Regions from separate parts of the Homo sapiens genome. Here all the other regions are linked to region 1. The links are chromatin contacts, found by Hi-C or POLR2A ChIA-PET in ENCODE. All regions are on one chromosome and are shown on one strand. The core of a region is the stretch at or near the end of the contact, and the rest is flanking DNA. Distances in the headings are between cores, read along the strand shown. Region 1 holds the start of FARSB (phenylalanyl-tRNA synthetase subunit beta). Region 2 holds the start of GMPPA (GDP-mannose pyrophosphorylase A). Region 3 holds the start of MFF (mitochondrial fission factor). Region 4 holds the start of STK11IP (serine/threonine kinase 11 interacting protein). Region 5 holds the start of RHBDD1 (rhomboid domain containing 1). Region 6 holds the start of DNPEP-AS1 (DNPEP antisense RNA 1). Region 7 holds the start of AGFG1 (ArfGAP with FG repeats 1).

Region 1 (3,733 bases), core at 995-3,494:
CTGAGCTCAAGCAATCTGCCCACCTCGTCCTCCCAAAGTGCTGTGATTACAAGCATCAGCCATGTACCTGGACCTTAAAAGATTCAGTAGCTAACAAACACATATTTGTGAAAAAATCAATCTTAATTGATCACTGACAATATGAAAAAAAAAGGGAAGCAGACAGAATATGTTAAAACATCAGATGATAGTAAATAGGTTATAAATCTCACCATTTTTAAAAATCTGGATTATTTCTTACCTCCCTAGAAATGGAGACTGGGATGGGAACTGATTATAGATGTTTTGAACAAATATTTGCCACCTACCATCTTAGGCAATTCAGGTATACAGACTGAGCATTCCCAATCCAAAAATCTGAAATCTGACATGCTCCAAAACCCAAAACCTTAAAGTGCAGACATGATGTCACAAGTGGAAAATTCCACACCTGACTCCATGTGACTTGTCAAAAACACAGTCAAAACCTTGTTTCATGCAAAAAAAAATTATTTAAAGTATTCCATAAAATTAACTTCAGGCTATGCATATAAGGTATATGTGAAATATAAATCAATTTCATGTTTAGACTTGGTCCCACCCCCAAAATATCTCATTATGTATATGCAAATATCCCAAAATCCAAAATCCAAGACGCTTCTGGTCTCAAGCATTTTGGATAAGGAATTATTAACCTGTACCACATCCCATTAGTGAGAATATGGTTTAGAAGGGCAGGTAAGAAATATAAATAAGCTCATTATAAAATAAAGCGATTAGGCGATTAGAGCCAAGTACAAAGGGTAAGAGTAATACAATACCCTTGTATTTCCTTTACTTTCAGGGACTTATGGCAGAACTTACGAAGAATATCACATAGAGAATAGGTACTATCTAAAAGTACACACTTAGGAAAGATTCTTAAAAGCCAGCTTTATTTTCACTGTAACAGTAATCTTATTCTGGGAAGCGGTGGCTGTCATTAAACCAATTAGGCCTTTGTTAACACACTGAGCCCTAAAAACAAAAAAAACAGCTCTCACGAACCAGTTGGTCCAGCCTTTATACAAGCTAAAAATTATGGGGTGGGGGCCGGGCGCGGTGGCTCACGCCTGTAATCCCAGCATTTTGGGAGGCCGCGGCAGGTGGATCACGAGGTCAGGAGTTTAAGACCAGCCTGGCCAAGATGGTGAAACCTGGTCTCTCTAAAAATACAAAAAAATTACTCGGGCGCGATGGCGGACGCCTGTAATCCCAGCTACTCGGGAGGCTGAGGCAGAAAATTGCTTGAACAGGGAGACGGAGGTTGCTGTCAGCCGAGATCGCGCCACTGCACTCCAGCCTGGGAGTGCAGACTCCGTCTCAAAAAATAAAAATAAAAAAAAAAATAGGGTGGGGCAGCTGCTACGGCTGTGAGGTAACTGATAACTGCATTTAATATCTCCCTCCTTTTTTTCAATGGTTGTGTTTTTAGAACTGATTAAAAGATGAAATGTAGAATGAAGTCTACACCCATTTAATACTCCCCATTCAGGTCTCAGATCAAATGTTACCACCCTATCTAAAGTTGTTCTTGGCACAACACCTTTTCTTTCCTTGATGGCATTTAACATTATCCGAAATCATTTTATTAACGTGCTGGTTAATTGTCTGCCTCCATCAGACAGAACGTGGACCTGACGTGTCGTGTGCACAGCTCTAGTCCTAAGCTCTTAGAACAGTGCCTGACACATAACAGGCGCTCAGGAAACATTAATAAAACGAAGACAGGTGGAATGCCGTTCTCCACCCCGCTGCACAAATCTCTCCTCCTACCCCCTTATAAACTGAGTTCCCACAGCGCTGCTATTGCAATTAACTGGCTACGCTCGGGATGCAACCCCGGGTTTCCTTCCTGTTCTATCCCCTGGCTTGGATGTCGGTGCCAGGCACGCTGTAGGCACTCGATGGCAGATCGCTGAATGAATGACACGGCAAGCCGGGCACAAGCAGTGGCACCGCTGCGATGCCGGTTCCGAGGCTACCACAGCCCAGCCGGACCGCCACCATCATCGGCCTTCCCGCGTAAACCCCGGCCTCCCGGAGCCAAAACCTTCAGGAAGGCATGAATGTCGCCACATTGCCCTTTTGGAGGGAGGCCCTGCCTCCGAGAAGAGGCGTAGGGCCCAACGTATAGGGCCGCCACTCACTGTAGGTGCGGCCCAGGGCTTGGAAGAGCAGATCACGCTTCACGCTGACAGTCGGCATGGTGTGTCGAACTCACTGCGCCTGCGCAGCGAGCTGACCCGGGCTTCCCTAGCGAAGCGCGTAGGACCCGCCTCTTCTTGTGCGTGTTGTCTTGAATATCGCCATTCTGCTGGCAACAGTTCCTGTTCTCTTTTTAACCTAAAAACACTCATCATGCCATTACCTCGCTGATTAAATGTATCTTTATGAGACTAATAGCTTAAAAGCCTGTAAGAAAGATATAATTTGATAGAACTGGCTAGGATTTGTCAGGCATTGTAATGTACTGACCCTGAAGTCCCGGATGCTTCCAGGGCGCTAACGGCCGGGGACGCCCACCAGGTGGGCGGGGCGAGAGTGGGGCGCGTCAGGGAGGGGGTGGGGCCTCCACGTGGGAGATCTTGCCTGGAGGTGGTGGAAATGCGAGTGGAGAGGGTTCAAGGCTTCCTGCAGAGAAAGGTGTGCAAATCCTGGCGGCGGGAGAGGGGCTGTTAACAGACCTCAGTTTTTACTTCATTCTTTAATCTCTCCTCTACTCGTATAAGTGATATACCTGTGCTTTGTTTGAACTTTACGGCAGCCCTATAAGGGAGGCATTGTAAGAGACCTCTTTTTTTGTCTATTTGCTCAGTGCTCTCTGCTGTCAGTGGGCTGTGCTCAGCCCTCTGCCAGCATTAAATTTCCTCCTTAAAACAACCCTGAGTGTAATAGGCTGAATAACGGCCCCCAATAATATCAGACCCTAATCCCTGCAACCTCTAAATGTAACTTTATATGGAAACAGCGTCTTTGCAGGTTAAGTTAAGGATTTTGAGATGAAGATTATCCTGGATTCGAAAGACGAACACTAAATGGAATCACAGTATCCTCATCAAATCATAAAAGGGAGGTTGAGAGAGACGATTTAGCCACGGTGGCAGAGATTGGAGTATGGCAGCCACAACCCAAGGATGCCAGCAGCCACCAGAAACAAAGAGACAAGCACACACTGGGGGTGAGGGGGTGGAGGAGCGGGGAGCATCAAGAATAGCTAATAGATGCTGGGCTTAATACTTAGGTGATGGGATGATCTGGGCAGCAAACCACCATGGCATACATTTACCTATGTAACAAACCTTCACATCCTGCACATGTATCCCTGAAATAAACAGAGACAAGGACAGATTCACGCCCAGCCCATGGGGCAGCCCTATAATGCATGCTGATTTGGGCCCAGTGAAACTGATTTTGGGTTTCTGGCCTCCAGAACTGTGAGAGCATAAATTTATGGTTTAAGTCAGCAAGTTCGTGGTAATTTGTTTCAGCAGCCAAGGGAAACTAATACATCAAGATAGGTACCATTATCCCTGTTTTACAGGTAATGAAACTAAGGCACAAACTGGCAGTTCCAGGGGGAGCCTTGCCCTAATCCTTTCTACTGTACAGTGAGTGAGGGCTTCTTCCAAAGTCCTTCACATGAGGGGAGAAAAGCTGAGCCAGATGTAAGCCACCCTAACTATTAATCAAGCAGTTTTTCACTATACAGTAT
Region 2 (3,586 bases), core at 139-2,638, 3.2 Mb before region 1:
TCTCTTGATCCTCTATTCGACCCCGAGAAGTAGGAGAGGCAGGGATAAGTCCCTTTAACAGCCAAGGAGATGAAACCAGAGAGGCTAATGATTTGCTCAACGTCACACTGCGAGTTTAAATGCATCTGTATTTAGTGCCGGGTATTAGCCGGTGAGGTGATGCCCTGCCTCATCTCCGGGTCCTTCACGGGGTTTCGCTCCCCTTTCCTTCCGCTAGTCCCGACGAAGATTCAAAAGGGACCCGACAACACTAAGGCGCGCAAAGGCACCACCGTGACGCTGACTGCGGAGATCCTGGGAGAGCCTGCGCCCGACGTAGGCTGGACCAAGGACGGGGAGGACATCGAGGAGGATGACAGGCGAGGGCCGGGACCTGCGGCACGGCCAGGGCCTGGGGCTGGAACCTGGGTGGGACTGAGCCCAGAAATCTGGCTGGAGTGACGGGGGCGGGGACTGGGCAGCGAGGAACAGAGCTGGCTAAGGAGCCCCGCCCAGTGCGCCCGTGTACTGACCACGGCTCCGCCCTCCTCCCCGCCGCCCTTCCGCAGGGTGTTCTTCGAGATCGGCAGCACCACCACGACGCTGACCATTCGCCGGGCCACGCCTCAGGACAGCGGCAAGTACGAGGTGTACGTGGAGAACAGCCTGGGCATGGACCAGAGCTTCGCTCGCGTCGACGTGGCCTGAACGGCACCCCCGGACCTTCCGCCCTGGCGCCGAGCCCGGGGGTGGTGGGACCCACAGCCCTCCACCAGCTTGCTTAATAAAGCTGCTCTCTGACCCTCCGCGTCTGTCCTGCTCTTCCGCGTCGCCATTCCCTCTCCCCCGCACCAGCGCCCACACGTATTCCAGACCCCCACGCCAAGGTCACAGCCTGTTGGAGTCACAGGGAGGTCTGGAGAGCGCCTAGCGCCGTGCTGCATTTCAGACAGTCAAACTGATAAGAGTTGCCCTCGCCGTCCAAGGCGCCCTCACTTCCCAGCGGTACCGCCGGCTGGGCCTGGGACTCCGCCTTCTCCGCTTTTGAGCGCCTCCAGCCCCAGCCCCTTGTGGCTGTTTGCCCCTGGCCCCGCCCCTTCCAGGGCTGGCCACACACCCCTGCTGTCCTTAGTCCCGTTTTCCTGTGGGACCCAGTTCCTCACTTCGGCTGCTGCCCCGAGGCCGATTCCCCAACAGCTCGGGTCCCAGTCTTAAGTTCCAGGCTGGGCTTCTCAGGCCCCACCCTTCTTCGCATTTAACCCCGCCCCGCGATCCCTTGGTCACACCCCTGGACTTCAGCACCTCTTTCCTCTCCCATAAAGTTAGAAAGCGGGTAAAGGGTCAGACTACAATTCCCGGCAGACCCTGCGAATGAGTTCTCGCGACTTGCGAGAAGACACGTGCGCGGAAGGAGCTTGCAGTAGCGGGCGGCAGAGCTGGAGTGAAGGGAGCTAGTGGTAAAGGGAGCTGGTGGAGGGGTGGCGGCAGGGGTAAGGGGCAGGGGACACCCTCTAGACGGAGAGCGGGCTCCGAGGTCCTGGCTGGCCCTCGGTGCGCCCGCCCCTGTGTTGGTCCCACAATCCCTGGCAATGAGAGGCCAGGGTTTATTGGACAGAGTCAGTTGTGGGGTTCAGAGGGTCAGCAATCAATCAATCCTCCGAATCCAGAGATTTAGACCCAGTCGTCCGTATTAGGACTGGAGGGGGGTCAATAGGTTCAGTGTTTGAGATGCCAAGGGAACCTGTCTTTTGATTTGGGGTTCAACATACAGAGGTTAGTTTTAGGATTCATGTTTAGCATATAGAGGATTTTTGCTGGGATTAGGGGTTCTTCAAATTCAGATCAGTGTTAGTTCAGTACTTGGGGATTACGTTCAGGATTTAAGTTAAATATCTGAGGCTCACTCAGGGTTTGCTGTCCAATATTCAGGGTTCACTATTGGGGTTCAGGGCTTAATATCTAGAATGAAGACGCAACACTTTGGGAATTTGAGGCTTCAGTATTTTGAGGTTTGGGTCTGAGAAGGGAGTCTCTGCCAGGTTTCTGAATTTGCAGAATTTGTTCATGGCCAGAGGGAAGTCTTTTAGAGATCAAATTGTGGGGTGTGAATTTCAGAATTTGGGAGGAATCACTGTGAGGTTTGAAGGCCGACTGGAATCTGGGTTGGGATTTGAGATGTGTGGGATTTGTGAGGTTCTGTCCAGGCAGGGACTATATTGAGCTTTGGGTTTACATCTTGGGGGAGGGCTAAGTGCTGCTATTTGGGGTTTGGGGTTTGGTTGGGGTGTGAGATCTGAGCTTGATTTCTCTGCTGGGATTTGAGATGTGTGGGATTTGTGAGGTGTTGGGTCCAGGCAGAGACTATATTGAGCTTTGGGTTTACATCTTGGGAGAGGGCTAAGTGTTGCTATTTGGGTTTTGGGGCTTGGTTGGGGTAGGAGATCTGAGCTTGATTTCTCTGTTGGAATTTGAAGTTTAGGTAGCAGTCACCATTATGCTCAAAGCGGTGATCCTGATTGGAGGCCCTCAAAAGGGTGAGGTGCCAGGGGAATGGGGGGAGGAGGTTGGGCTGGAGTGGTAGGCGGGATGGGGGCAGAGGAAGGCAGGAGGCCGAAATGTTCTCCTCTCTCCTCTCCCAGGAACTCGCTTCAGACCTTTGTCTTTTGAGGTGCCCAAACCATTGTTTCCTGTGGCAGGGGTCCCTATGATCCAACACCATATTGAAGCCTGTGCCCAGGTAACCTCAGGGGCTCCCCTCTCTCACCTCACTTCCTGCTTATCTTCATGCTGTTTCCCCCTTTCCCAACCATGAACTCTTCCCACCAGGCATAACTCCAAGGACCATCATTCACAGATGACAATGTGAATGGCGCCCCCTCAAGTTATGCTGTGCAGCTGCCCTGCTGTCTTCCCCTAATCTAGTTTCTCATCTGGCCTCTTCCTGCTCAGATTTCACTCCTATTTTTAAAGTGTGGAATGTGAGATCAGGCAAGGATCTTGGAGACAATGTAAAGCCGTAGCATGGAGACTCTTAATGATAACCAAGCACAAATTCATATCCTTGATCACATTGTTGCTCATTTCTTTATTGCTTTTCGTATTGAGCCAGGCAAGGTTTTGGTTTGAATTCAGTCTCTGCCTGCTGTGAGGTCTGCAACAAATAACACACCCTCTCTGACACTCAGTTTCCTTATGTGTAAAATGGGGGTGATTAGACCTACCTTGTTGGGTGGTGAAGCTTAGAAATGATATTTGTAAAATGCCTAGTACAACGCAGACCCTTGATAAATGGTACCCTTACCTCATGCTGATCTCAAGCTTAGGCTGACAGATAATAAAAATGGCCGGGGGGGAGGGGGCGGGGTGGAAATGGATTAATGCAGCTTGGTAGGCAAAGTCTTTCTTAGAGTGAGTCCCAGTTCAGGTTGGTGGGGGTAATAATTGATTGAAAGATCAGGCCTGGCATGGTAGCTCATGTCTGTAATCCCAACGCTTTTTGAGGCCGAGTCAGGAGGATCGCTTGAGGCCAGGAGTTCTAGCCTAGCTTTGGCAACATCAAGAGACCCCTTCTCTACAAAAAGTTTAAAAATTAGCTAGATGTGATGGC
Region 3 (3,419 bases), core at 269-2,768, 4.7 Mb after region 1:
ATCTTGCTCAAATTCCTATCTAAGGGGCCTAGGGATTCATGCCCTACAATCCATAAATTCTCATCAGATGGGTTTTATTTAACCCTATATATTGTGACTTACTTTCCAATCTGACACTGGCATAACGAGACAAGAAACAAAATCAAAATATTTTACCGCAAAACATTTTTTTTAGTTTTTGACATATCTTGAAACGGCTCTGCAAAGCTGTCCTTTGTTGGGGGAAAATCTGCATCTACATAGAATTTCTATTAACATAGCTAGATCATTTTCTTCCAGGTCCTCCCAATCCTAAAGAGATTACGTAAGAATCTAGCACCTTTTAAAGATCTGAATAGGAAACATTTGTCATCCATTGTCTCTAAGGGCAGCCACTATAAGACTTCAAAAGAACCTTGGTCTCCACAATCTTTTATTTTAACCTCAACATTTCCTTTCTATGGGTCCCAGGTCTTCAACTGTCAACCAGAAAATGTTTAAATTTACCTACAGCCTTGGAAGCCCCTGCTTTGAGTTGTCCCACCTTTCTGAACCAAACCAATGTAGTTCTTAAATTTATTTGATTGATGTCTCATGCCTCCCTAAAATACATAAAACCAAGCTGCGCCCCAACCACCTTGGACACATGTTCTCAGGACCTCCTGAGGGCTCTGTCACGGGCCATGGTCACTCACATTTGGCTCAGAATAAATCTCTTCAAATATTTTAGAGTTTGACTCTTTTCCTCATCAGTTTAATTCTTAGGCCCAGCCAAGACCCCAAGAGGGGAGAGGAAATATTTTCACTTTCCCTACACCAGTGTTAAGAAGCCCAAGAACGCAATTCAGAGGGCTTCCCAAATCATTTTGAAGAATGGTAACATCTCTAGAATATCAATTAGATCGTAGGGGAGTACATAAGTCATGTGTACACCTTTAGGTGTTTGTGAAAACCAAGGCATATAAAATATCACATTATTTGGCCTCAGTACATTCCCATACTGACAAGCACTGTACCATTTTTCCCCCGCTCTAAGCAAGGGCTTCCTGGGGGGAAGAGTCTGTGGTTGGGTGTTCAGAAGCAGAGAGTGCTCTCCCAAAGCTAAACGATGCCGCCAACTACTGTGAAACTTAACTTCCCCTCTCCCGGAATTCTCATGGAAGACAAGGTCTGATCAACCGAGGGCTTAAGAAGTATCAAATTGGAACTCATGGAATCACTGGCGGAGCTGATTTACATATGAGAATTCCTAAGCCTCACAGCATAGAAATTTTCATGCCAGATGGTCCTGAAAAAGTTGTTTTAATTGGCTACCAAAGGTTTACCTTGCAAACACCAAGTTCTTAAAGATTACAAAATCTAATAAAGCCGAAGTGTGAATTAAACTTAACCGCAAGAGGAGTCACCTGCGGTCACCTCGTTTCGCCCACAACAAAGATGTCTGCGCATCGCTTACCGTGGAGCCGTTCCAGTGCGTGGGCCACGCGTCCGCCCTTTTCCGCGTCACATGACCACGAACACTCTTCCGCTACGGCTCCCAGAAGGGGCCAGCCCGCGCCTTTCGCGCTTCTGCCCTGGCCCTCTGCGGGCCGCTCCGCCGGTGCTGTCCCTGGGCGCCTCCGTGCTCTCAGCCAACCACCTCTGAGAGCGCCCACTCGAGCGCCCCGGGAGCCAGAGGGCGGGGGTCCTCGCCGGGACCCTCCTGTGGGCCCAGGGGTGAGTGTTGACGTCTTCCCGACCCGCGACCTGCCGCCCGAGCTGGCTGCCAGGCCTATCGCCGCCGCCGAGACCCTCCGGCCAACAGGGACCCGCGGTGGCCCCGGCCCCCCCGGTAGTGTCTCCCTGACCCGAGTCCCGTCCCCGGGCCTCTTGCCTTCAACCCTGGTCTTTCCTCCTCCCCGGGACCTTGAGTCCCCGAGGAGAGCGAGGGAGAGGAGCGTCTTCTGCAGGTGTTTTTGGGCGAACCTCTTCACCTTGTGTGGTTCGGCGTCTCCTTTTGTGTATTAACCCGGACTTTTCCGACTGGAAAATAGGGGTTTGGGAAGCAGCGGGAGTCCCGTGAGCGTGAACGCCGGGCTTTGCAGGTCTTCACTCATCCTTCCCTGCCAAGGCCCTGACACCTTACAGGCTGACCTTAAACCTGCCTTGTTTAAAAGGAGGTTTTTGTGTTGTTTTGTGGCAAGTACATTTTGGAAAAGAAGGGCCTTGTTGGAAGCCCAGGTTGTGGCATCGCGGGTGGCTGCGGGCCACCCTGTCCGTCTGTGAGCATCCCTGCTCGCAGATGTGGCTGCAGGCAGTTGCTCTCGGGTTTCCTTCCAGGAGCTGGGAAGCCGGAGGAAAGCTGCGGTTCCTGTTCCGCCGAGCTTCTGACCTTCCTCTGCAGGACGTGTGCTACTATTACTATCGTAAAAGAACACCCCTGTCTACCTCCCACAAAGTTAGAAGCAAAGGGCATTCTCGAGGGAAGAGCACCCTTTCAAAAGTGACATGTTTTCATTGGAGAACATTAAAGGGGAAAAAAAAAAAAAAGGTTTCTGGCCCTTCTGCCCAAATATAGAACCATTTGTATTCAGGCCTCTCATCCACCGAGAGACTTAAGATGATCACAAATGTTTTGTCTCCCTGCGTGAAAAACATTTTTTCTGCCTCAATTCCGTTGGCTAATGAGAGCCCAAAAGAAAAACCCTTAGGAAAATTAGGACGATTTAGTTATACTTAGTAGTCTTTTCCCATGCAATTAAATTGCTTGGGGGACCTTCTATCTTTTGGTTTCAAAGGCTTGTATATTGGTTTTGCCATTTTTTCCAAAAGGAAATTGTGTTCTCTCCCTTCCTGTCTGATAGAGCTGCCTCCTTTCAGAATTGCAAAGTTTAGTCTTCGCTCTCCTCTCTTCTGGTATTGAAACTTTTCTGTGGGTTCATAACCTTATTTTAAAGTTCATTAATATATAGTTTTAAAAGTTTGCAGTGACTTTTTAAATATAGTTTCTTTGAAAAAGAACTGAAACAGGGTGTGCAGAGTGGCCCATCTGTGTGAACTAGGTCCACGCAGTAGGTAATAAACAACTGGAGGGTTTTTTTTGGTTTGTTTTTGTTTGTTTGTATGTTTGTTTTTGAAAAGTACATAAACATTTGCAACCACAGTCAGTTTGACTCAAGTTGTTTCGGTGACTTCCGAGGCTTTCTGGGTTCCAGTGTTCTAATACAGAAAATGAGAAAGTTGGGCTGGAATCATTGTGTCCCAAAATTGGTACACTTTCCGCTAGTGGCATGTGACTTGACTCTAGGCGGTACGTGGATGAGGATTTTTTTGTAATAGGATGTTTTTGCAATCTGTATTTATATATGTACAGCCATGGTTTAAGGTAGTGATACAAAATTTTCTTTTACAATACTTTTTTGATTTTAAAAAGTCGAGTTAAAAAAATTAACTGTAGCAAA
Region 4 (3,539 bases), core at 716-3,215, 3.1 Mb before region 1:
GATGCCTTTCTTCCTCATCATAAGGGTCAGAGCTCGTATAACAAGATAGGTTAAGAGAAAAATCTAAAATAAACTAAGAAGTTTATTTAATCAAAGTTTTACATGACATGGGAGCCTTCAGAAATGGCTACCCAAAGAGCCAGGGAAAACTTGTTTTTAATGCTTAGATTCTATGAAAAATGGACAGCCTGCAGTAATGTGGTTGGGCAAAAAGTGTGCCACTTAATAGTAACAGACAGCAGGTGGAAACCCAACGAGGTCTTTCTGTGTAGCATTCCTTCCTCCCAGGTATGAGGCAGGATCTCTTCCAGAATGAGGGTCTTACGGCCTATCAGACAAGGTAGGCCAGAGAAGTTCTTTACGGCCAGCTTGTTTTTTGGACTGAGTTTCCCTCCTGTTGCCCAGGCTGGAGTGCAATGGCGTGATCTCGGCTCACAGCAACCTCTGTCTCCCGGGTTCAAGCGATTCTCCTGCCTCAGCCTCCCGAATAGCTGGGATTACAGGCATGCACTACCATGCCCGGCTAATTTTGTATTTTTAGAAGACACAGGGTTTCTCCATGTTGGTTGGGCTGGTCTCGAACTCCCGACCTCTGGTGATCTGCTGGCCTCGGCCTCCCAAAGTGCTGGGATTACAGGCGTGAGCCACCGCGCCAGGCCACGGCCAGCTCTTACATAGAAAGGTGGGGGGAAGTTTAGGTTTTATGGCTGGCTTTGGGGGAGAGGGCTTCTAGTTTCTGTGACTCATCTTGGGGAAGAGGAATTCTGGTTTCTATGGCTTGCCTTGGGGAAGAAAGAAGGCTGGGAGACAGGAGGGCAGGAAAAGGTCGGAGAGACTGTGCCTGAGGCCTTCCAGTCTCTTTTAGTTCAAAATAGTCAGCATACCAAAGCGCCGTATTTTGGGGTATTGTTTTTCTGAGCTCAACACTGCTGCTTCGGATGTATCTCCACTTACTTTATTTAACCTAAAAGGCTTTCAGCTCAGAGCACAAGTAGTATGCCATGAATGCGAAATTGTGTGGTTCAAATATTCAAAATATTTGAAATATTTGCCATTTCAAATATTTTGTCTTGAGAAAATAAAATCTTTCAAATCTGGCAACTTGGGATAAAGATGACTATGATCCTATCCCTCCTTTCAACTGGCTTAGGATTCATTTTGATTTTCCTCTGTAGAAATGGGGCGCTTCATGAAAGAAACTCTCTCTGAAAACCAGGAATTCTGTTAAAAGACCTTTTTGCTAATCTAGTTCAGTAGTTGACGTTAGCATTTGACGGGGAGCCTGGTGAAAGCTACCATGAGAATTCGGAAGCAAGAAACTGGCAGTCCTGGCGCTACTGGTTACTAATTGAACGACCTTCGCAAGTAACCTAGCCTCTGTGAACCTGTTCTCATTTTCAAACGCGGTTGAATAACTACTTTTCAACTAGGATGTTATGAAAGGTAATAGGGTAAAGACAAAGGACTAGGTTCGCGTGGAGCCCAGTACTGCTGAAGGAAAGATACACGAGTTTGGAGGGAGTCTAAGGAAAAGGAGGCAAAGGACCCCGGAGGTTATATCCTCGGTGGCCTCAGCTTTTACACGATCTAAGTCCATCCTACGGCGGATACGCTCTCCTTTCACTGGAAAATGACTGTTTGCGTTGAAAAAATTTTTATCTAACAAAGCTCCATTTCTCTAAACTTTGCTTCCCCGCCCAGTTTGCAAACGAGTCAGGGTTTCCTCACCGGCGCGGTAGGCTCGCCGAAAGCCAAGCGGGAGCCCCAGGCTGCGCAGGGCGGGGGAATAATGGGTGCCCAGCTCCGGGCCAGGAAGCCCAGGGAACCACTGCAGCCACCACCGCGGTCAGGAGACAGCCCCCGCACCGCCCCTTTTCGATTCGTTTGCATGATCTACGGCGCGGTTTCCGGCGGCAGAGACATGTTTTCCGGTCGTCCCTTGGCTCGATTTTCTTCCGGGGCGGGACTTCCTTTCCATCATTGATAGGCGCCGGGCAGCTGAGCTGGTAGGAGGACCAGACGGGGAGGTTCGGTATGTCTGACCAGGACTTATGTTCCTCGAAAGGGCGGCCAGGAGGATGCTCTTCCTCTCTTTTCTTTCTCGCCTTTTTCTCCGCATGACGCCTCGGTTTGCGCGGACGCCCTGGGCTTTTGGCACTACCGCCCACCTGAGGCTCTTCCGCTTCCTCTTTCCCCCCCCAGGCTCCGCCCCCCAGCGTCCCGTGGCCATGACGACCGCTCAGAGGGACTCCCTGTTGTGGAAGCTCGCGGGGTTGCTGCGGGAGTCCGGTGAGTGGACTTCCGGTTGGGCTGGGCCTCGGACCTCGGACGAGGTGGGGGTGGTGCTTTCTGGAGACACGCCCTGAGAGTCATGGAGTTACGACTGGTAGGGTCACCAGGTGTCAGAGTTCAATTTCTTTACTTTTCCCAGGTTTGTTCGCCCTTACAGTGTCCTTTGCCTGTGATAGCCTAAACTCTAGCCGTCCTTTGAGGCCAAAGGGCGGTATCCCTCCCTCCGTGCCTTCTCTGACACTGTCAGAAGGAAGTGATCATTACCTGACTAAAAGCCCCTCAGGACCAGGGACTGATCTCGGTCATAATCATTATTGTGTAGCAAGGTACTAAATACAGTAGATAGAAGCACGAGATTTGGAGTCGGACCCACTTGGGTTGGAATATCAACCCTCTTTCAAACTTGCCATACTGTTTCCTGAGGCTCAGTTTTCCTCACAGATTGGCATAGTGATTGTACTTAACATTTGTGGGGATTCGTTTTAATTCATGTATTTAGTACAATGCCTGCAAGTATAGTAACTGCTTACAGTTGGGAGCTATTGTTATTGTAATGATTTCCCTGATGCTTGGCACTGTGCCTGGGCATAATGGAGCCACAGTAGTTGTTGAATACTTGGTTGGCATTAGTTGTGGTAGAAAAAGCCTTGGCTTTGAGATCAGATAGGAGAAGTAACTTCCTACCAATTATATGATCTCCATCAAGATTTTTCACTTTTTTGAACCTCAATTTTCATATCTGTAAGATGGGGTTAATAGTGCTTCTCTTTGAGAGATTCTGAGAAGGTTTGAATGAGATACCAAAGTCATCTGGTACATACTACAGTTAATGTTAGCTGTCCTCCATCACTCCATGCTCCTATTGACGATATCTGTGGAAGCTCTCTTTATAGCAGTTTTCTTTTCTTTCTTTTCTTTTTTTTGAGACAGAGTCTTGCTGTGTCACCCAGGCTGGAGTGCAGTGGCGCAATCTCAGCTCACTGCAACCTCCACCTCCTGGGACGAAGTGATTCTCCTGCCTCAGCCTCCTGAGTAGCTGGGACTACAGGTGTGCACCACCATGACCGGCTAATTTTTGTATTTTTAGTAGAGACGGGGTTTCACCATGTTGGCCAGGTTGGTCTTGAACTCCTGACCTCAAGTGATTAACCTGCCTTGGCCTCCCAAAGTGCTAGGATTAAAGTCGTGAGCCACAGCACCTGGCCAGTAGCAGTTTCATTTCCTGGCTTGTATTGATAACTTTGCAA
Region 5 (3,580 bases), core at 526-3,025, 4.2 Mb after region 1:
CTTCTTCCTTTTGAGAAATTACACATTTCCCCCTCTAGGGAAATACAGAAAATACCTCTATAGGCAATTTACTTTTCCCCGCATTCATTTGACTTTTCATGTCCAGAAATGCAGTTTCTCATTGTCAGTTGAGCTTTTGGAGGAGTATATTGTTTTTCTAGGAAAGAGGTAACTTATGAGTCTTAATGAACACGTACAATTTGCTAAGAATCTTCTTTGTCACTTGAAAGTCATATGTACACCCACACCTATGCATGAGCCACATTTTCACTTAAATTTCAAACTCCAAAATAAATATTTCTATGAAGAGTTTTAATACACAATGGCAAAAGATAAACTCTTCTGGTTTAGGCAGTTTTTGTTTTAGCAGACTATCTAAACACAGCTGCTACAACTTCCAATAAACAAAGAGTAACACTAAACCACCTGTATTCGGATACTCGGATTCCTTCTTGGAAAAAGAGCATCTTTACCCTAGCTATCAGAAAATTCCATACCAAATAGTAAGATTTTTTTTTTTTGAGATAGAGTCATGCTCTGTCGCCCAGGCTGGAGTGCATGGACGCGATCTCACTGCAACCTCTGCCTCCCGGGTTCAAGGATTCCCCTGCCTCAGCCTCCCGAGTAGCCGGGATTACAGGCGCCCGCAACCATGCCTGGCTAATTTTTGTATTTTTAGTAGAGACAGGGTTTCGCCATGTTGGCCAGGCTGGTTTTGAATTCCTGACCTCCGGTGATCCGCCCGCCTTAGCCTCCCAAAGTGCTGGGATTACAGGCGTGGGCCACCGCGCCAGGCCTGTTGTTGTTTTTTAAATAGAGACAAGGTCTCACTATGTTGTCCAGGCTGGTCTCAAACTCCTGAGCTCAAGCGATCCTCCTGCCTCGACCTCCCAAAGTGCGGGGATTACAGGCGTGAGTTACCGCGCCCGGCTGTAAGATAGTTTTTTCATATCCTATTAAATATATATAGCATTGCAACATTTAACTTAGCCTAACTCCTACAGCTAAACATAAAACTTGCTCCCGAGTAGCAAACAATTAAAATGGTATCAAATTATGTATTAATCGAAATTCTATTAACTGAAATATGAAACACCTAAAGCCCTCAAAATGGGCAAACGTTGCGTGGTGCAGTCCCAGACCCAAGCTTCTGGGAGTGAAAGGTGCACCCGCGACCTTGCCTTGCTGGCTGGCTCTGGGACTCTGCGATAAGCCGCCCTCCGGTTGTCTGCGATAGCTCCTGAAGCAGGAGAGTGTCTTTCCCACCCTCCGCCTAACAGGCGGTATCTGACCCTTCCAGGCAGCAGCTCCCCAGCCTCCGGCTGCGCTGGGGCCCGGAAGGACGAAGCTTCCCGGCAGAGAACCTGGGCAGAGGCGTCCGTTGGGTAGGCGGCCGCGACCCGCTCGCTGCTTCTCCCCTAGTCTTCGGGTCCCTTGAACGCAGGTCGCTTGTTTGCCTTACGCGTAGTCAGCGGCCAGTGGCTATTTATGGCAGTAAGGAATATTATCCACATTTCACATGGAGCTTAGAGGACAGGGCGAGGGTCCACACTCTCCTTACTGCGCTCTGCCGCGGTCCTGCCCCGCTGTGCCCTCGCGGCCCCCTTAGAGCCACTGCCGGCGCACGCGGTCTGCAGACAGCAGAGCGCGGGCGCGCACAACTAAGCATGCGCCGCGGCCGAGCCGTCCGCTTTAAGGCCCTCCCCTCCCGCACCCGGCCCCAGGAACCCGGGGCGCCCCGGATCGGGAACGTGCGTGATGACGCACGTGCGCGCGAAGACGTGGGGACGCAGGCGGGTCGTAGAGAGCGTGAGTTTCCGCGTCTGTTTGGTCCGGCTGCTGTCGTTGGTTGTGAGCGGCATCTCTCGCCGTTTCCCCGGGCTGCGGGAGCTGGCGGCCGGGCTGGGGCTGCTGGGCGGAGGTCGGCGCCTCCCGGGGGGCTAGGGCGAGGGAGGCATGGCGGGGCTGGAGGCACAGCCTCCCCGTCCGGGGCAAGTCCGAGAGCGGGGAGGGCGTTTCCTGGGGTAACTCCACCTGGGGTCTTGTCGAAGTTGCCGCATCTCCGCCGGACCGCACGGGAACGACGTGCCCACACTCGGAGGAAGGGGTTGGCGCTGAGCGAGTTTAAAGGGTTCCTTTTGAAAGCAGGAAGTTTGAAGTGACGTTGCATCAGCAACAGAGCATGCAGTTTCAGGTGCTCTCGGGACAGCTTTCAGTTTCTCAGAACAAGTCTAAGCCTCACCGCAGTAATAACTTTTATTAGAGGACAAAAAATCCGCCAAAGTAAACCCTTTCTGTCCAACCCCTAAAAACCTTTGGATAAACGTTTACAAGAAACGGATCACAGCCTTATTTGTTTTTCTAAACTGAGCATAAACTCTTTTGAAGACTCAGCGTTACTGTCAAAATGAATGAGTGCCTGCCTAGTTATGATTCAATTATCGAGGTGTTTGGGTCTCTGCAGTACACTCAGTGACTCCCAGGCTTTTCTTTTTTCTCTTTGAAATTGCTTATTAGAAGGCTTTATCTAATTTCTCACAGTTGTGTGTCTTTTTGAGGTAGTTCTAATAAACTTTAAAGGCTTCTGGTTTGCTGCAGGCCTGCCGTCGCTGTGGAAAGCAAGTATTCTTTCAAAGAAGAATAGAAGTGCATTGGTTTCTAAATAATCCCAGGACGCTAGGATCAGCATCACTTGGGAACTTCTTGGAAATGCACATTTTGGGGTCTTATCCCAAACTTACTGAATCAGAAATATATTTTAACAAGCCTTCCAGTTGATACCAATGCACCTGGACGCTAAAGTTTGAGAATTAATGGCGTAGTGATAACACCCATTGTGGAATCACATATAATGGAATTTGAATTGAAGTAATTCCTAGATGGAAAAACTTGGACATGTTACCTCACAGGGCTGGAATATGAAGATGCAAGAAAAATGTTTAACACAAAACACATAGAAAACCCTCAAAGATGTTATTAAGTAACTTATTAGAACTGCATAAAATAAGTACATAGTTTGTGCTGGAAGGATTCTTCAGCGGGGTAGATATGAGCTGTAGCGCATGGATATTGGGACTGCTGCTTAGAGGGTATTTTGTTTACCTCGGGATTCTCAATTCTGTGTAGTCAAGGTTGTTGGATGCAGGATATTCAGTTAAAAGTTAAAGCAGTGCATACTAATGCTATTGTGGTTGTAGGATTTTTAAGAATAGCATTAGTATTTATGTTGAAGAGTAGTTTTTAATTCTTTGGCCTTCTGATCTCTTCAGCTTTGTTTGGAGACAGTCTCTTTCTGCCACCCAGGCTGGAGTGCAATGGTGCAATCTTGGATCACTGTAACCGCTGCCTCCAGGGTTCAAACGATTCTCCTGCCTCAGCTTCCCAGGTAGCTGGGATTACAGGCGTCTGCCACCACGCCCAGCTAATTTTTGTATTTTTAGTAGAGACGGTTTCACCACGTTTGCCAAGCTGGTCCCGAACTCCTGACCTCAGGTAATCCACCTGCCTCGTCTTCAGTTTAGTTATACCTTCTTTGACCCAGAATTTGGTAAAGACCAGAGGTAAGCACTAGTTTTAGAGT
Region 6 (3,881 bases), core at 11-2,510, 3.3 Mb before region 1:
AAACCCAGGGCTGAAACTCCGTTGAAAGCTTCAGCCCGCCGGCCCAGGATCATGAGCCAGGCCCGCCCCTTAATCCGAACTTTAGCCCGACTCCCTAAGTCCCGCCCCCATGTCCCTGCCCAGCTAGGAAATCCTGTTCTGCTCCCAAACTCCGGGATCCCAAGCGGGCCCCATACTCTGAGGCGGCCTGCATCACGTGCGCGTACCCAGCCCGGAGCCAAAGCCCTGTACCCCAAGGAGCACCCTGACTCCTCTCTCGCACCCACCTAGTCTCTCGCAGGACTCCCCCTTCCAGTCCCGGGAAAGTCGTCAGGTCACCCTCCGCGGGGCTTTCGGTTTCGCTTTGGGTCAGGCGGCCCCACTGCAGCACCGCGCTAAGCTTGGGCCCCGGAGGGCGCCGGACCCGGTCTGGGATCGAAATTCAAGTGGGGCCGTCGGGAGCCACTTACCTGCATGGCCCCGCGCGTGGGGCTGTGTCCGCTCATCTGGCCTCCGGGCTCGGCCCGCCCCCACCGCGCCGCCTGCCCCGCCCCTCACTAGCTTTGCAGGTCCCCCGCGTGCCCCTTCAGGCCGCGCCGCACTCGTAGGCCTTCATCACGCTTCCCCGGCCGCGCCGCCCCGCCCCATGTTTGGCCTCCCCGCCCACCTCTCCCCGCCCCTCGGCATCCGCCCCGCCCACCTCGGTCAGCCCCGCCCCTCGGCGGGCTTACCCTGTCCGCTCCGCCCCTCGCTGGGCACCACCACCCGCCTTGCCCCGCCCTTGCCCCGCCCCTAGCTTGGCCGCACCGCCCGCCCCGCCCCGCCCCTCGCCAGGAAGCACCGCCCGCCCTGCCCCTCGCAGGGCTGCACCGCCCGCCCCGCCCCTCGTCAAGCTTCCTCGTCCGCCCCGCCTCTCGCCAGGCTGCACCGCCCTCCCCGCTTTGTCCCGCCCCTCACCAGGTTTCCCCCATCCGCTCCGGCCCTCGCTGTACCCCACTACTCGCCCTGCCCCCGCCCTTGCTCCGCCCCGCCCTTCGTCAGGCCTCCTTGCGCTCCCCGCCCCTTGTCAGGCCGTGCCGCCCACCCCGCCCCGCTCCTCGCCAGGCTGCTCCACCCGCCCCGCCGCTCGTCACGCTTCCTCGTCCGCCCCGCCCCTCGCTAGGCTGCACCGCCCGCCCCGCTTCCGCCCCATCCCTCTCCAGGCCGCGCCTCCGCCTCCGGCCCGCCCTCGTCTCCGCCCCTGCGGGGGCTGCTCGTTAGGCCCCGCCCTGCACCCCCGTCACCCACGCCGCGCGACCCGCAGCCGCCGCCAGGGCCCTCTGCTGCCGCGGAGGTGCTAGGACAGCCGCGGACGGCCCGCCTCCCCGTGCCCCGGGCCTCGAGGCCAATAAAAAGCTCGCCCCTCCAGCTCACCGGGTCCGACGGGTACGGTACAAAGTGCTGTCTCTCGCCACAGCCACCTTTGTGACAATAAAAGCAATAAGGCTAATGTCCATGGGGCGCTCACGGTGAGCTTTAGCTTTATGATAAAGATTGGCCTGTTACCTCGTTTAATCTTCACAACTGCCCCATCAACTATGTACTCTTACTGTCCCCAGTTTATGCATGAACAGAGAAAGCTGAGATACGGAGACTAGTGATCCGTCGAGGTAATAAACGGCACAGGTGGGGTTTGAACTCCATCAGTTTGATTGCAGAGGCCTGGAACAACCCTACAGCCTTCTCTCAGATCTTTTCTGGACCTTTTTCTATGCGCTTTGGTAAGTGTTATGTTACACGGGAGGTCCACAAGGGACACAGAAGTTGACTTGCCCAAGATCACATAGCTGTTTGGGTGGATCTGGGATTTGACTCTGATATCTGTGCCCTTTCCATTTGTTAAAAACAACAGAAAAACAAATTCCACATTATTGGCAGTTCCAGTATTCCCATGTCAGGAGTAGTGAGTAGCACGTTTAAACCCCATGCACCTTCCTAGCTGCAGGAACTGATCAGGACTCTTGGTGGCCTCTAGATCCAAAACAGGGCCCAGCTACCAGGGGTTCAAACAAAATTCCAGAGATCACAGGTTTATGGAGCAACCTGCCGTTTATATACCTGGGGTGGGGAGTGACAGGGTGGGATGGGGAGAGGCTGGAAAGGTCCTGCAGCCCTCACTTCAAACTAGTAGATATGGCAGGGGAGTTTTCAAGAATTCACCCACTAGGTGCTGGCTTAAATTCATGGCATTCCCTAACCGTTTGTTGAAATACCATTATGGGCCTGGCGCAGTGGCTCACGCCTGTAATCCCAGCACTTTGGGAGGCCGAGGCGGGTAGATCACTTGAGGTCAGGAGTTCGTGACCAGTCTGACCAACATGGTGAAACCCCGTCTCTACAAAAAATACAAAAATTAGCCGGGTGTAGTGGCACGTGCCTGTAATCCCAGCAGCTACTTGGGAGGCTGAGGCAAGAGAATCGCTTGAACCCGGGAGGTGGAGGTTGCAGTGAGCTGAGATCGTGCCACTGCACTCCAGCCTGGGCGACAGAGTGAGATTCTGTCTCAATAAATAAATAAATAAAATTATGTATAAAGCTCAATGCTGAGCAGGACATGGAGAGAGCATTCTTGTCCTCTACCTCCTGGGGAGGGGACACATTCAAGGAGGACAGTGAAAGGGCCGAAACAAGGCTACAATGTATAAGGGAAGGAGACAACCTGAATAAGGAACCACCTTTAATGTTCTTTCTGATCACAGAAAAGAGTACATGCTTGAGTAAGAGATTCAAACATCACCAAAATGCATAACTTAGAAAGTGAGCCGGGAGTGGTGGCTCACGCCTGTCATCCCAGCATTTTGGGAGGGAAATACAGAAGTGTTCCTATTCAAATCAGAAGTGAGACATTGATGAGCTATTACTGCTGCTAGACAATGTGGAGCTGTAGTCAGAGCCAGTACCACAAAACAAAATTAACAATTCTATATGTGCAAAAGTAAAATTGGTCATTATTTATAGATTATATGATTATCTAGAATCCCCAAGAAAATAAACGATCAAGCTATTATTAGAACTGGTAGGAAGGGTAGCCTAATTTAAAAAACACTGACTTTCTTGTACAATAATCACCTAGAAAATATAAAAGTAAAAAGGTTCTTATTGACCATTTTTGGTTTGGGTAAAAAAGAAAAAAGTAAAAGGGCTATATTTACAAGAGCAAGAAATATTGTTAAATTTCTAGTCATGAACATATGAGACACCTAATCTCACTTTAAACAGGAAAATGCAAGTTAAAAATGAGATAACAGTTGGGCGTGGTGGCTCATGCCTGTAATCCCAGCACTTTGGGAGGCAAAGGCGGGTGGATCACGAGGTCAGGAGTTTGAGACTAGCCTGGCTAAAAATACAAAAAATTAGCTGGACATGGTGGTGTGCACTTGTAATCCCAGCTACTCAGGAGACTGAGGCAGGAGAACTGCTTGAACCCGGGAGGCAGAGGTTGCAGTGAGCCGAGATCGTGCCATTGCACTCCAGCCCAGGCAACAAGTGCGAGACTCCAACTCAAAAAAAAAATTAATAAATAATAAAAATGAGATACTTTTTCTTTTTATTGAGCAGATTAACAAAAATGGAAAAGATGGGTAATATCAAGTGTTGGAGAAGGCTTGGGGTAATGCAAGCATTTTCTGGAGGCTAAAGCAACTCCATCTGGGAAGCTAATCTGCCATGTTGACTTTTCAACAACCTGTTCCAGGAATGACTCTAAGTTTTCTACTTTACCTACTATTACCATAAATCCTGCGCTTAGACAGATTCACATAGCATTCATGACTTTGCCTGAGGGGTCAACTTCAATTGTTTGACACATTGTTTCCCTATGGTATGTAAGCCCTGGGTTTGCAGGGTAATCCACCATTTCATCT
Region 7 (3,579 bases), core at 348-2,847, 4.8 Mb after region 1:
GAGATAAAGTTTTTATTTTTTAGGGATACAAATGGAACTATGTACCATTTAGATGAATGGTACGAAACCTAGAATTTGCTTTAAAATAATAGGAGAGGGGATGGAGGGTTGAGGTATTTATAAAGCAAGATTAGCCATGGGCTTAATCATTGCTGAAAGTGGTCCATGGGCTCATGGTAGTTTGATATTTTCCATAATAGAAAAGTTTAAAAACATTCATTGGCCAATCTATCTGTCCATTTCTTTTAATATTAAAAACATTAATTATTATTAGTAGTATTATATTAATATGAAGTCTCACTTTGTTGATTCACCCAATCCCTTTCATGAGAGATGTGGAGGTTGGTCTTGGCTGTTAGGAAACGTAGATTCTAATCCATTCAACAGCCCAGTGATTTGAGAACTTCAGCTCTCTGGGTCTCCCTGTACTCCTTTGGAAAACGAGAGACGAAGTTGATTGTTGCAGTGGGGATTTGGGTCCTGCAGTCTGGCTGTCTGGGTTGGAATTGAGCTTCGCCATAGGTACCCTTGGGTAAATTTACTTAATCCCTCAGGGTTTCATCTTCCTGTTTTGTAAAATGTAAATAACAATAACGCTCACCTCGAAGGGTTGTTGTGAAGATTACATGAACGATTTCATGTATTCATTCCGTCAACATTGAACACCTAGTCTCCAGCTCTGCGAGGGGAATGGGGTGGAGTGGCACAGAAAATACGGGGGCCAGGCTGTTTAGCGCCTAAAGGGAGAGTCCAGATCACCCATGGTAAACACGAAATAAGATGCAGTATTTCAAATAGCTAGAACTGAGACGAAAATACAACGCAGCAATTTGATGGAGAGCAACTTCGAGAAAGGTGAGCTGCAACATTAACTCGGCTGATCTGGGACAGTCTGGCGGGGGAGGTGACATCTGAGCCCCACCTGACTTAGAGGATGTCAGCTATGGATGATCCGGGTTTCCACACGCAGCAGTTCTCAAGCCAGGTGACTGCACCGCCCTAAAGTTCCCTCCACTTTTGGCAATGTCTGGGGATTTTTGGTTGCCAGCAATGGGAATTGGGGGGTTTGTTCTTGTATCTAGTGGGTATAGGCTAGGAACGCCGCCCAGTATCCTACAGTGCACAGGACACCCCAAGCCCCCCCAAATTAGCTGGCCCAAAGATAAAGAGAGAAGAGCAAGGGCAAAGGTCCTGCAGGAGTCAGAAAGGAGCTTGCTGTGTTCAGAAAACTCAAAATCCAGTGTGGCTGAGTGAGGACGACGAAGAATGAGGTAGACTGGGCTAGACTATGGAGCACTTTTTACGGCACGGTGAGGAATTTGGAATTATACTCAAAGCAGTGGAAAGCCCTTGAAGAGTTTTAAACAGAAGGGGAAGGTAACCCATGTGAAACGCTTTGCATATATAAGCGCTCAATAAATACTGTCTATTATTAATATTATTATCACCATTGTGTCTACCCTACTTGGCTCCAGACCCGGCCCATGCCTCAGCGAGGCCGCAGTGACTCCTCCTGGCCAGCAGAGGGCGCCAGCGGACACTTGGCTACCGGCCGCCCAGGGCGGGCCTCCTCTTGCCGTCCCCTTCCTCGTCTTTTCCCCTCAGGAGAAGTCGGGAAGGTGGCGGCGGCGGCGGCGGTTGTCCCGGCTGTGCCGGTTGGTGTGGCCCGTCAGCCCGCGTACCACAGCGCCCGGGCCGCGTCGAGCCCAGTACAGCCAAGCCGCTGCGGCCGGGTCCGGCGCGGGCGGCGCGCGCAGACGGAGGGCGGCGGCCGCGGCCAGGGCGGCCCGTGGGACCGCGGGCCCCCGGCGCAGCGCTGCCCGGCTCCCGGCCCTGCCGGCCTCCTCCCTTGGCGCCGCGGCCATGGCGGCCAGCGCGAAGCGGAAGCAGGAGGAGAAGCACCTGAAGATGCTGCGGGACATGACCGGCCTCCCGCACAACCGAAAGTGCTTCGACTGCGACCAGCGCGGCCCCACCTACGTTAACATGACGGTCGGCTCCTTCGTGTGTACCTCCTGCTCCGGCAGCCTGTGAGTGCGGGGCGGCCGGGCGGGTGTCGGGCCCTTCCCGGGAGGTGGGGGAGCGGGCGGCGGGACCGGGACCCTTCCGGGGCTGGGAAAGAGCCGGGTGCCGTGGGAGGCGGTCGGGGGCGGCCGTTGGGCGCCGGCTGGCGGGCGCGGCGTGGGAGGCTGCGGGCTGGATGCGCAGGGCCCGGGCAGCCGGGCTGGGGATGCGTTTTCGGTTTTGCCGGGCGAGGGTTTACGTTCTGGGCAGCCTTCGTGGGTGGGACGTGGGCGGGGTTGGGGTCAGGGAGGGGGCGACCGGGGCGAGCGTCCCTGGTCTCCGTCGAGCCTGCGGCCGCCGCCCTCGCTCTCCAGCTACCCGGGGCGCCGGGCTGTGGGGGGTGGGGGAAGACGCTAGGAGGCCGGGGGGGAGGTCCATGCGGGTCCTTTGTGTGCCCCGCCTCTCAGCGGCCCGGGAGCCGCGGTGCGGAGCGAGGCACCTGCTGGGCGCTCCTGCTGGGGGTCGGGGAGAAGCTGGGGTGGGAGGGAGGGACGCCTGCCTCGCCCGTGCCTTTTTTCTGGGTCGAGAGTACCTACGTAACTGGGAGGAAGCAGGCACTTAGGAATAGTAGCAGGATGAAAGCATCTTGATGGCAGATGTGAATCCCCTGGGAAAAGTTCGAAAGGATTAATTGCGGGAGGGGGAGGCAGAGGAGCAGATTTGAAGCTGTGGGATTTTAGTTTTATGGTCCGAAGAGAGTGTTGAGGAGTTGGGGGAAAGTTTTAATGGCAATAAGGTACCCACTAGGAGCTGTGTGATTCTAAATATGATGGAGTTATCTGTGAGATTTATCTGTATCTCGCTATCAATACCCGAGTGCCCTGGCTGTACACAGAAATGAGGAGAGCTAGCAAGTCACCATGATTTCAGAAAGACACTACCGTCCTGAGTTACTGGGATGATTTGTGTTTGTTGTTCTTTGCTTCATTAAGCTTTATTTTGATAAAGATTTTTATTGCCGTGCAATTTCATTCGGAAAATTTGCAGGTGGTTTTGGAATTGATAAAATGCTTTTATATTATTATCTTGTATTTAAAGTTACTAACAACGTGGCAGTTACTAAGTATTTTTAAAACCTTTGCTTGTAAGATTAATACAAAGCACATAATACTTTATGTGGGAAAATTGATTTCTTAAAACTTAGAAAATGCAGAACATGTCTAGTATGTACTATTTGCTTTTTAAAGTTGGGCAAAGAGGCATTATTAGTATTACATGAGTGTTATTTCTTCAGCAGACATTTTTTTTGGTGCCTATTAGGTTGTGTAAGGCCCTGGGGTGTGCCAGTAAATATAGCAAAGTCTTGTTCTCTTGGTTCTTACAGTCCAGTGGGGATGCAAAAGTAAGAAAAATGTCTTGGGCAAGTACTATGCTGAACATGAAAATTGTTTGATAGGAGAGTGCTCATGGTTACTTTTAGGCTGTGTGGCCAGGGAGACACTCTGAGAAGTTGCCAGTTAATAATATTCTCGAATTACTACAGAATCACAGAGCTAGGTGATATCAAGGAGGTAG

The links. A loop is a pair of places that touch in the nucleus more often than their neighbours do. ChIA-PET counts read pairs that join two places held with the same protein, here RNA polymerase II (POLR2A). Pooled maps may share reads with other maps.
Region 2: a map of CD4-positive, alpha-beta T cell shows a loop between it and region 1 (11-fold over the local background). The contact joins the promoter of GMPPA here to the promoter of FARSB in region 1. A Hi-C loop is called at or near these places in 3 of 168 maps with a recorded cell type or tissue (CD4-positive, alpha-beta T cell and naive thymus-derived CD4-positive, alpha-beta T cell) and 10 of 50 pooled maps. POLR2A ChIA-PET finds 5 or more read pairs at or near these places in 1 of 52 experiments (activated T-cell).
Region 3: a loop to region 1 is called in a map of CD8-positive, alpha-beta T cell, with 19 times the contacts of the local background. The contact joins the promoter of MFF here to the promoter of FARSB in region 1. A Hi-C loop is called at or near these places in 6 of 168 maps with a recorded cell type or tissue (B cell, CD4-positive, alpha-beta T cell, CD8-positive, alpha-beta T cell and 1 more), 1 of 37 single-sample maps with no recorded cell type and 7 of 50 pooled maps.
Region 4: a map of naive thymus-derived CD4-positive, alpha-beta T cell shows a loop between it and region 1 (28-fold over the local background). The contact joins the promoter of STK11IP here to the promoter of FARSB in region 1. A Hi-C loop is called at or near these places in 1 of 168 maps with a recorded cell type or tissue (naive thymus-derived CD4-positive, alpha-beta T cell), 1 of 37 single-sample maps with no recorded cell type and 11 of 50 pooled maps. POLR2A ChIA-PET finds 5 or more read pairs at or near these places in 1 of 52 experiments (Panc1).
Region 5: a loop to region 1 is called in a map of naive thymus-derived CD4-positive, alpha-beta T cell, with 24 times the contacts of the local background. The contact joins the promoter of RHBDD1 here to the promoter of FARSB in region 1. A Hi-C loop is called at or near these places in 1 of 168 maps with a recorded cell type or tissue (naive thymus-derived CD4-positive, alpha-beta T cell) and 9 of 50 pooled maps. POLR2A ChIA-PET finds 5 or more read pairs at or near these places in 1 of 52 experiments (CD4-positive, alpha-beta T cell).
Region 6: a map of CD8-positive, alpha-beta T cell shows a loop between it and region 1 (6-fold over the local background). The contact joins the promoter of DNPEP-AS1 here to the promoter of FARSB in region 1. A Hi-C loop is called at or near these places in 1 of 168 maps with a recorded cell type or tissue (CD8-positive, alpha-beta T cell), 1 of 37 single-sample maps with no recorded cell type and 12 of 50 pooled maps.
Region 7: a loop to region 1 is called in a pooled map, with 4 times the contacts of the local background. The contact joins the promoter of AGFG1 here to the promoter of FARSB in region 1. A Hi-C loop is called at or near these places in 5 of 50 pooled maps.

Annotation. Positions count from the first base shown.
Region 1 is chr2:222,653,848-222,657,580 of GRCh38, forward strand. It overlaps FARSB (phenylalanyl-tRNA synthetase subunit beta), which reads right to left and starts at 2,245. Exons shown (of 17, transcript NM_005687.5): 1 at 2,169-2,245. The coding sequence starts at 2,226. It overlaps LOC124907985 (a long non-coding RNA gene), which reads left to right and starts at 2,586. Exons shown (of 2, transcript XR_007088095.1): 1 at 2,586-2,664. RefSeq lists an enhancer at 2,306-2,355 and a silencer at 2,472-2,668.
Region 2 is chr2:219,497,503-219,501,088 of GRCh38, forward strand. It overlaps GMPPA (GDP-mannose pyrophosphorylase A), which reads left to right and starts at 1,389. Exons shown (of 13, transcript NM_013335.4): 1 at 1,389-1,436; 2 at 2,454-2,513; 3 at 2,619-2,716. The coding sequence starts at 2,474. It overlaps SPEGNB (SPEG neighbor), which reads left to right. Exons shown (of 5, transcript NM_001286811.2): 4 at 218-359; 5 at 549-785. The coding sequence ends at 687. The region is part of intron 1 of ASIC4-AS1 (ASIC4 antisense RNA 1); the gene reads right to left. RefSeq lists enhancers at 1-446, 447-1,264, 1,269-1,458 and a silencer at 359-438.
Region 3 is chr2:227,323,733-227,327,151 of GRCh38, forward strand. It overlaps MFF (mitochondrial fission factor), which reads left to right and starts at 1,519. Exons shown (of 9, transcript NM_001277062.2): 1 at 1,519-1,695. MFF-DT (MFF divergent transcript) reads right to left here and starts at 1,432. Exons shown (of 14, transcript NR_102371.1): 1 at 1,386-1,432. RefSeq lists an enhancer at 1,341-1,390 and a silencer at 1,571-1,860.
Region 4 is chr2:219,595,892-219,599,430 of GRCh38, forward strand. It overlaps STK11IP (serine/threonine kinase 11 interacting protein), which reads left to right and starts at 1,966. Exons shown (of 25, transcript NM_052902.4): 1 at 1,966-2,032; 2 at 2,203-2,289. The coding sequence starts at 2,229. RefSeq lists enhancers at 1,918-2,137, 2,348-2,407.
Region 5 is chr2:226,834,279-226,837,858 of GRCh38, forward strand. RHBDD1 (rhomboid domain containing 1) reads left to right here and starts at 1,776. Exons shown (of 9, transcript NM_001167608.3): 1 at 1,776-1,809. RefSeq lists enhancers at 1,095-1,389, 1,229-1,298, 2,139-2,288 and a silencer at 1,559-2,088.
Region 6 is chr2:219,387,310-219,391,190 of GRCh38, forward strand. It overlaps DNPEP-AS1 (DNPEP antisense RNA 1), which reads left to right and starts at 1,261. Exons shown (of 4, transcript NR_183823.1): 1 at 1,261-1,487; 2 at 1,578-1,739. It overlaps DNPEP (aspartyl aminopeptidase), which reads right to left and starts at 603. Exons shown (of 15, transcript NM_012100.4): 1 at 450-603. The coding sequence starts at 485. RefSeq lists an enhancer at 1-130 and silencers at 395-634, 655-1,174, 1,255-1,404.
Region 7 is chr2:227,470,559-227,474,137 of GRCh38, forward strand. AGFG1 (ArfGAP with FG repeats 1) reads left to right here and starts at 1,598. Exons shown (of 13, transcript NM_004504.5): 1 at 1,598-2,030. The coding sequence starts at 1,864. It overlaps MIR5703 (microRNA 5703), which reads left to right and starts at 1,574; the gene lies at 1,574-1,629. LOC124907994 (a long non-coding RNA gene) reads right to left here and starts at 1,541. Exons shown (of 2, transcript XR_007088114.1): 1 at 602-1,541; 2 at 230-431. RefSeq lists an enhancer at 511-1,474 and a silencer at 1,587-2,306.